2 separate regions of the Homo sapiens genome follow, and region 1 is linked to region 2. Evidence: chromatin loops called from intact Hi-C (ENCODE). Cell type or tissue: ovary. All regions are shown on one strand. Links, peaks and the distances in the headings refer to the core of each region. The heading gives the core; the rest is flanking DNA.

What was found. Hi-C counts contacts between places; a loop is a spot of excess contacts. Peaks named below come from ENCODE experiments on the same cell type or tissue, not always from the same donor. Only the 100,000 strongest peaks of a DNase experiment are listed, where the experiment ranks them.
Region 1: a loop joins it to region 2, with 5 times the contacts of the local background. A loop is called at or near these places in 2 of 110 quality-filtered maps.

The regions. Positions count from the first base shown.
Region 1 is chr10:75,015,597-75,020,182 of GRCh38, reverse strand. The region is part of intron 13 of KAT6B (lysine acetyltransferase 6B); the gene reads right to left. Among named protein-coding and RNA genes, the nearest start is that of SNORD172, 3.8 kb to the left of the region's middle. RefSeq lists a silencer at 3,120-3,287. In ovary, for the core only: no CTCF peak of the experiment used is centred there; no DNase peak of the experiment used is centred there.
Region 2 is chr10:74,850,021-74,854,606 of GRCh38, reverse strand. All of the region lies in intron 3 of KAT6B (lysine acetyltransferase 6B), which reads right to left. Among named protein-coding and RNA genes, the nearest start is that of KAT6B, 26 kb to the right of the region's middle. In ovary, for the core only: no CTCF peak of the experiment used is centred there; no DNase peak of the experiment used is centred there; H3K27ac peaks cover 1,235 bases.

The DNA.
Region 1 (4,586 bases), core at 386-4,385, 170 kb before region 2:
AATGGGCAAGTTGTTTTCCACAGGAAGGACCTAATGACCCTTTGACAGCTGGGTCTTAATAAAAAGAGAAGGACCTCTGTTGACTCAGAGTCTATATTGCTTGTTACATTTAACTAGCAGGTTGATCTGAAGCTTTGTTTTAGGACTAATAAAAGAATGTCTTTCAAGTCAACTGCTGCAACTCCCATCAGCTCCACTAGCTCCATTTTCACCTCTTTCATAGAAATTAATTTACAATCCAATCCCAGAATATTGCTCCTACAAATTAAGACAAAACAAAACAAACTCCTTAAAACAACCTATTGCATGTATGCTCAGAAAATCCCCCAGCATCTTAAGCTTTTGAACGCATTTTACAGCATTACTGTGAAGGTTCCTTGGCAAAGGAACTTTAAAAATGGAAAAAAAAAAAAAAAAAGAAACCAGCCCTTTAAATCCACTTGAAGGTAATGAATGAAAGCTGGCGGCTGTCTCAGTAATTAAGAGCCACTTATGGGGTAGAAAAGAAATGCTATAAGCTAATGATGTCTACCTTGCTCTAATTATCTATTTCAACAGCCTCACCTTCATGAACTTCCTAAGTTTAAACAAACATCAACCACATACAGTAGGTGGCAGCAATGACAAAATCATACGGCTCCATAAACCACCCAAATCTTCAGCATTTTTCTTCTTTATCTACATTTCCAAAATGGCTGCATTCTCAAGAATTTTCTCAATTTTAGGGTTATTTTTTGTTAAAGAAGAAATCAATGCCTCTGATGCATTTTCCTGCATCTCAAAATCACTGCAAATACAGTAATGCAGAAATACAAAACAAGAATCCAGCCTGAACCCTCGAAGGGTATAATCACAGCATTTTGCATTTTGATGGCTTTAATCTGAATGCCATTATGAAGAATAGGCGTAAATTTAACTTCAGGTTTTGCTAAGGTCTTTTGACTTATTTGTCTCTTTAACCCATGTTTAAGTGCAAAGTATTTGACTGAATGCAAACAAGCACCGCAACATTTTACAGTGAAACCACTGTCTACATGTAATTTGGCAGCAGATTGGGGCTTTCAATAGCAGTGTGTCAGGAATGCTAACACAGTGATGGCCACTGTGCCGAAGCCAGCCCATATTGTGTCCTGTCAACACGAAGAAGAGCTCTCTACGTCTCTGTGTTGCCAGAGTATGAAGGGAGCCCACACCTCAGAATACAGATAATTGGCACATCCGTCACCTGCCTCCAAAGTGCTTGGCACATGCTGAGAAACGTACCCAGGAGGCTGGGGGGTCCCAGCTTTGTACTCCTGGGGGGGTGAGAACCATAGAGCCGTGGATATAGAACCATTCCCTTTTGTCCATGAGATCCCACAATTGAAAGTCCCCTGCAGTGAGTGTGAAAGTCCCCAGGTCCTCTACTGGTGCTTATTTGAATCCAGCAGTCAAGGACAGAAAGCCCCACTCCTCTCAGCCTTGCTGAAAGAATTCTGTACAACCAAAGTGTTCATACCAAGGTGGTATGTGCCCCCCCATACCTTATGTCCCCCACTATGATGGGCCAGCTTACCCAGAAGCACATGTGTTCCTTTGTTCTGTCTCCCCGCTACAGTCCCTAATCCGGAAGGCAGCAGCAGCCAGCATCAGAAAACCCACGCTTTCCGCAGCTGTTCATGCTTTCACACCCCGAAGTGGTGCACACACACCCTGTCAGGGCCTGAGCCTAAATGGGTTAGGCCACTCAAACCAGCAGGCAACTTGGGGTCCATGGGGAGCATTTAGGCATAAACCTTTTAGCACCTGCTACTCCTACCATGTTAAGTGGCTGTCTCCTGAGACACTCCCTTGGACACAGACTTCAGGCTATGACTGATAGTCACGGAAGAGTCCTGGGGAGGTGGCAGCAGGGTGATCAGCCCTGATGGGTGTGGGTACACTGAAAGCCCAGTGGTCTTTTTCAGCAAACACCCTTGCACTGTGCTTGCAAAGGCCAGGAGAAAGCAGGGAGTGGCCAACACCTGCCAGGAGGCCATGCTTCCCTGGGTGCTGTAAAGAAGACAACTGCAAACCCAAGCTCCAGCCAGAGCACAGCAGGCGGGTGTGCAGGGATGACGTGCACCGACACTGCAGACTGCACAAGGCCACTATCCGAAGGGACCCCTGCATGGCTTGCAGTGGGTTTTTCCCTCTCCTCTCTGACTCATGAGACCCTCAAGGAACTAATAGCAGGAACTGGCACTTATGCCAGGAGCCATTTGGAAGTCCACAAAGTCTACTCACGTAAGAGAAAACAGAATCCATCAAAACGATCAAAATGAACAAAGATACATTTCTGATTCCTTACTAGTTAAATGAACTCACTTGTAATATGTTAAACTGTACAGCTTAGAAGAAAAGTGTGTGTCATGTCCACTCCACTGGCGTGCTTGGTGGATGTAGGACAGAATTCCATTTGAACCAGCAGCAGCACTTCCTCTCAGAAGGCTGCAGCTGGTGGCACTTCACTACTCTGACCCTCATAACATGCGATGTTTTAAAAAACGAATTTCTTGCCACCTTTTGTTTCTTTGTACTTTTTTTTTTTGAGACAGAGACTTGCTCTGTTGCCTAGGCTGGAGTGCAATGGTGCGATATGGGCTCGATGCAACCTCCGCTTCCCAGGCTCAAGCGATTCTCCTTCCTCAGCTTCCTGAGTAGCTGGGATTACAGGCGCCAGTGGCCATGCCTGGCTAAGATTTGCATTTTTAGTAGAGACAGGGTTTCACCATTTTGCCCAGGCTGGTCTCGAACTCCTGACCTCAGTCCCTCAAGTGTTGGGATTACAGGCGTGAGCCACTGTGCCCGGCCTCTATTTTTTTCTAGGCTCTTCACAACATAATTATGATATAGCCCATTGGAAGAAAAATTTTTGGTAAGAACATTTCACTTATTGAGTACATCATAGAGATGTGGTGGTTTAAGTTACAGCTCTTAACTTACCAAAAAAATTCCAAATAATTGATCTAAGATGCAGGGAAATAAAAAACACTTATCTTGGCTGGGCGCGGTGGCTCATGCCTGTAATCCCAGCACTTTGGGAGGCTGAGGTGGGCAGATCACCTGAGGTCAGGAGTTCGAGACCAGCCTGACCAACATGGAGAAACCCCATCTCTACTAAAAACACAAAACTAGCCGGGCATGGTGGCGTGCGCCTGTAATCCCAGCTACTCGGGAGGCTGAGGCAGGAGAATCACTTGAATCCGGGAGGCAGAGGTTGCAGTGAGCCGAGATCATGCCATTGCACTCCAGCCTGGGCAACAAGAGTGAAACTCCATCTCAAAAAAAAAAAAAAAAAAAAAGCACTTATCTTAGAAGCTGGTGTATTATCCTGAAGCATCTGAAACAAGTACAGTACACCCCTGGTGAATAGATTCCCATGGTGCTCTAACACTTCTCCTTAACTCGGGATACTTTCAATCAGAAAACCTCAGCTCTCCCTGGAGAAACCTGGCTGTTTCAGATGGAAAACAAAGTGATGTTTGGAGGACAAATCCCAGTAGCTGCAGTATAATTAATCGCTGGTGAAATTATTCCCTGGAACTTGTCTGTGAGCCAGAGGTGCTGGCCAACAGCACTTACTCTGTGAGTGGGAGCCTTGTAATTGAAAACGGGGTAGCCCATAAACCCCTCATCCACATCAACTATCTTGATCGTAGCAAAAGCTGGCTTCCTCTTTTGCTTTACTGGAAGTACTTATCCTGGGGAAGGTGACATCTGACTTTCAGTATACAGGCCACATAATCAATTCAAAGGATTGTCAAGATGTCTGCTTAAAGGGAAAGGAAGAACAATGTGATTTCTGTCTATAAAAAGTAAGCATTTCTAAGCTGTACTGCATGGAACCCGAGTGTGCCTCACCTCTGTTAAGGCTTAACTACTTGCAGTAAAAGAATCAAATCTCATGTTAACTAGCCCTGAGTTTGAAATGGTTAACTCTCTCCCAGTGGGAGAAAATAAAAGTGGTAGAGAGTTATCTCATGTAGACAGATCTATTAGGATAAGGAAGGAACTATCTAGACAAGGTCAAGATATGTTTTTGCAGACCCAAATTCCCAAATTAAATTTAATTCCCAGCATAATAACTGTAATGTTAACGCTCATTGAAAATGAAAATTCCTTCCCTTTAAACTAGGAGTATTCAAGAGTGTAAATGGACCATAGTAGAATAATGTTCTCAGGCAAGGGCATGGATAGGGACAGGGATCTCCCCCGACAGGGGCAGACACCCTCACCCCTGCACACCTCCATCTTCCACTACCTGGAACCAAACCAAACCATATGAACCTCCTCAAACACCAAAGTGTAAACTTTGGCAAGCTACTCACTCCCAACTTCCATCTCTCTGGATTATGTGAGTTTGGGGTCACCAGCTGCTTTTAGGGGATGATAATCTTTGAGGATTACACACTTTTCATCAGACACCTGTTTAGCTCAGCAAATCCTGCTGAAAGGTCTGTATCAGTCGACGGCACTGGGTTTGCAAGCCTGGGAACAGACACGAGGCCAGGGATTTATGGCAGCTTTTGAGCACAGGAAATCTGATGACTCTAACCAAGTTATCT
Region 2 (4,586 bases), core at 326-4,325:
CAGTGATTAGTATTTACTTTGTATCTTTGCAGAGACCAGCCTCATAGTTTAAATCTAGTATCATTCACTCTAAAATGTTGTCTATATTGCTCATTTTGCAGATTTATCAAAATATCACCTTTCATTAAAAAAAAACAGAAAAAACATACACTCTACATAATATTACACTAATTAAAAGATTCACTTATATAAGGAAAAAGAATATGTAGTTTGCAACTGTTGGAGACTTCTCTGGTAAAGTGCTTCTGCCCCAAGCAGAGGCATATGTACAGTTAGCATTTCACATATCCACTGCCACAACTCCTTCTCTTACATGTACAACTTTCCATCACCACCTGAAGACAGAGAGATAAGCACACCCACTCACAAAAACATACTTCCCTCTTGGCCCTGCTAACTCAAAATGTCACATGCAAATTACATGGCTGACGCATTTGCTAACTTTAATTTGGTGAGCTAATTGATGTTTATGTACTCAGAAACATTAATAGATTGGAGAGATCAAAGTACCTGAGAAGATTCAGGTTCATATTTTAAATGCTAGTGTGATCAGAGAACAGTTTCACCTAATCTACTGTAGTTTAAGGCACAGGGCCAAGAAAAGGAAGTTTATAAACAAAACAAAAAGTCAAGAATTTTACAATTAAAACACATTGCTACTGTCATGATAAAACAATGGGCTGGGCGTGGTGGGGCATGCCTCTAATCCCAGCACTTTGGGAGGCCGAGGTGGGCAGATCACAAGGTCAGGAGTTCGAGACCAGCCTGGCCAATATGGTGAAACCCCCGTCTCTACTAAAAATACAAAAAAATTAGCCAGGAGTGGTGGCACATGCCTGTAATCCCAGCTACTCGGGAGGCCAAGACAGGAGAATTGCTTTAACCTGGGAGGCGGAGGTTGCAGTGAGCCGAGACCATGCCACTACACTCCAGCCTGGGCAAGACAGCAAGACTCCATCTCAAATTAAAAAAAAAAAAAAAAAAAAGGCATTTCTTATATATTAAAAATAAAAGGCTGAGCACGGTGGCTCACGCCTATAACCCCAGTACTTTGGGAGGCCGAGGTGTGTGAACTGCTTGAGCTCAGGCGTTCAAGACCAGCCTGGGCAACGTGGCGAAACCCTATCTCTACAAAAAATACAAAAATTAGCTGGGTGTAGTGGTGTGTGCCTGTAGTCCAAGCTACTTGGGGGGCTGAGGTGGGAGGATGGATCATTTGAGCCTGGGAAGGTCAAGGCTGCAGTGAACCATGATTACACGGCTGCACTCCAGCCTGGGCAACAGAGTAAGACTGTCTCAAAAAAAAGAAAAAAAAAAATTAGCCAGACAAGGTGGTGCACACCTGTAGTCCCAGTTACTCAGGAGGCTGAGGTGGGAGGATCAAGGATCACTTGAGCCCGGGAGGTCGAGGCTGCAGTGAGCCATGATCAAACCACTGCACTCCAGCCTGGGTAACAGAGTGAGACCCTGTCTCAGAAAAAAAAAAAAAAAAAAAAAGATGAAAGAAATAACATACAAAGATAAAACATATAAAAAGAATATAGACCTTCATTTTTGAGAAACATTAAAACGTACATTTGTTAAATAATGTTTGAAGAGAAAGGATGAATAAAATATTTGTCATTTAAGACAAAATCAGAATAAACCAGCAAATAGTACTTAACTGTTAAATAACTTCAAAGCTACAGAATATAGATTTTCTTAGCACTGAAAGTATCACAAATGTAGCTGGGAATACAAGAGTAACTCCTGAAAGCTGCTGATCATTCAGGACAGGATCATGTGTTACATACAGTAAAGGTATCACAACTATCAAATCTATCTAAGATCCAAAGAGTTAAAAGAATGTTTAACATTCATTTGAACAACCAAAAATCCTCTTGACATAATGTTTCTACTTTACCTGAAGCCCATTTCATTAGAAGTCTAGACAAGTCCCATCTTGATAAAAGCTCAAAAGTGGAACACGCTGTCATGCCTCAGAGTACAATAGAAAGACTCATTCACCCTTCATTTTATCTTTCCCTTGACCCAACTAACTAGTTTGAGACAATTCATGTGCTCTCTCAACAATGTCTCAACAACTGGTACTACCTGCTCACAAAAGCAGTCCTCAGACACTGCTATTGTGAAGAACTTCTGAAGCTTAATTATAAGAAGAACATGAACTGCAATTTTTTTCCTTCCATGACCCTGGAACAGCAAGTATTTGATCCACCTCGTCTTTCACATTACAATAGGTTTCTGTCTGACTTTAGTGATTCTAAAACTGACTTTATCCATACCAATTCCAAAATGCAGGTTATTTTGAAGAGCATATTTTACAATATTTAGAGATTTATTCGATTTTCAGTTAAATACACATAATCAAGCACTCTTCAAGAAAGATGACATCTGCAACACAAAGGATACCAATTCAAAGGAAAACTAAGAAGGTCAACAGAGAGGAGGACATTCAGGCTCTATAATTAGCAGATAAAAAATATACACATTTCTGCCAAAAAAGATCCAGAGTTGCCTGAGACTATGAACAATTCCCCTAGGGCTGAGAGACTTCTGGAAGCCTGCCACATCAAAGAACAATATGGACTAATGAATAGTCCTTCATAAAGTACAGGCTATTGGAAAAGTCCCAGAACAGATGAGGAGGGTCTGCTCTAGGGCAGGGTTAAGGGGACTGAAGAGGAGAAAACAGAATGGAGAAAACAGAAGAAAAGAAAATCTAAAAATAAACTTATCTAATTCATGTGTGTAAACAACTCAAGCAACTGCTGTAGGATGTACATTTATCTTCTATTTGTAGAAATATTTCATATTAATAACAGTGCCAAAAACCCTAACAACGTATCTCTCTAAAAGGGGCAGGAGAAATAGAATAAACAACTGAATAAGCCAAGACCACACATAACAAGGGTCCTACGTTTGTCTTTCAACCCCATTTCTGATCATCTGAACTCCTTTTAAAAATCATTTTGTGGCCAGACACAGTGGCTCATGCCTGTAATCCCAGCACTTTGGGAGGCCGAGGCAGGTGGATCACTAGGTCAAGAGATTGAGACCATCCTGGCCAATATGGTGAAACCCCGTTTCTACTAAAAATACAAAAATTAGCTGGGCGTGGTGGTGCACGTCTGTAGTCTAGCTACTCCAGAGGCTGAGGCAGGAGAATTGCTTGAACCAGGGAGGCGGAGGTTGTAGTGAGCCGAGATCGCGCCACTGCACTCCAGCCTGGCAACATAGCAAGACTCCATCTCCAAAAAAAAAAAAAAAAAATCATTCTTATCAGCCTGACCAACATGGTGAAACCCTGTCTCTACTAAAAATACAAAAATTAGCCGGGCATGGTGGCACATGCCTGTAATCCCCAACTACTCAGGAGGCTGAGGCAGGAGAATCGCTTGAACCCGAGAGGCGGCAGCTGCAGTGAGCCGAGATTGCGCCACTGCACTCCGGCCTGGGCAACAGAGCAAGACTCTGTATCCAAAAAAAAAAAAATCATTTTGATTTTTTTCTTATTGACAGTATCACTGTTTTTGTAATTTTGTTTATGTTTGAAGGCTTTTTGTAAGATTCTAATACAAATATTTCTTCAACAGAAAAAACATCAGAAGCCCTACTTGATACTGAAAGTGTCCCACCTTCCAATTACGATGCCAACCTAGAATGAGAATTCCCACATTATGTACTACACTGGAAACAGACCAAGACTTGACACTTAATAAATTTTATGAAGACATTCTCACTAAAGTGAAATACTATGGAATTTATTTTAAATGGAACTAAACTGATTTTATAAAAATGCTAAAGCTCAAATGTTCAAATGGAATCTTAATGCTACAAAGTGCGCAGTGATAATGGAAGTCTCTCTTAGAATATGTGACTTTCCAAAGTCCTCATAATCTGACCTAATTGAGCTTTACTACTTTTAATGAGAAACATTAATACTATCCTTTAGGAGTTCCCTCACCAAGTCAAAGATAAAGTTTTATCTTCAGTGGTTTAATTCATTTCCATATCACCTCACCGAAGAGAGCTTTCTTAAATAAATACAAAGAATTTATGCTAAGAAGCCAGTGTGGTAATACCCAATTTGAATTCCAGACTATCAGAAGATGTGCAATTACATTTCAGAAAGGAAGGAGCCCTTCTATTTTAACTTGCATTGTATTCCTCCTAGCAGTCATGCATCGGAATGATGATGATGTTCAATCTAATTAGACACAGACTTACTACTTTCTCTACTGCCTTTCCATATTGCTAATATTATAAATAGTATCTACTTTAAAAACTATAATAAGCTCATTGCATCTACCAAATTTAAAATGCTGGAAATCTATTTGTTGGGGCAAAACTGCTTCTAATCATTTGAAGAACTGGAAGAGATACTTTTACTGTTAATAAAAAGCCACCACAGGCCGAGGCAGGTGGATCACGAGGTCAGGAGATTGAGACCATCCTGGCTAACACGGTGAAACCCCGTCTCTACTAAAAATACAAAAAATTAGCCGGGCGTGGTGGTGGGCGCCTGTAGTCCCAGCTACTCAGGAGGCTGAGGCAGGAGAATGGCGTGAACCCGGAAGGCGGAG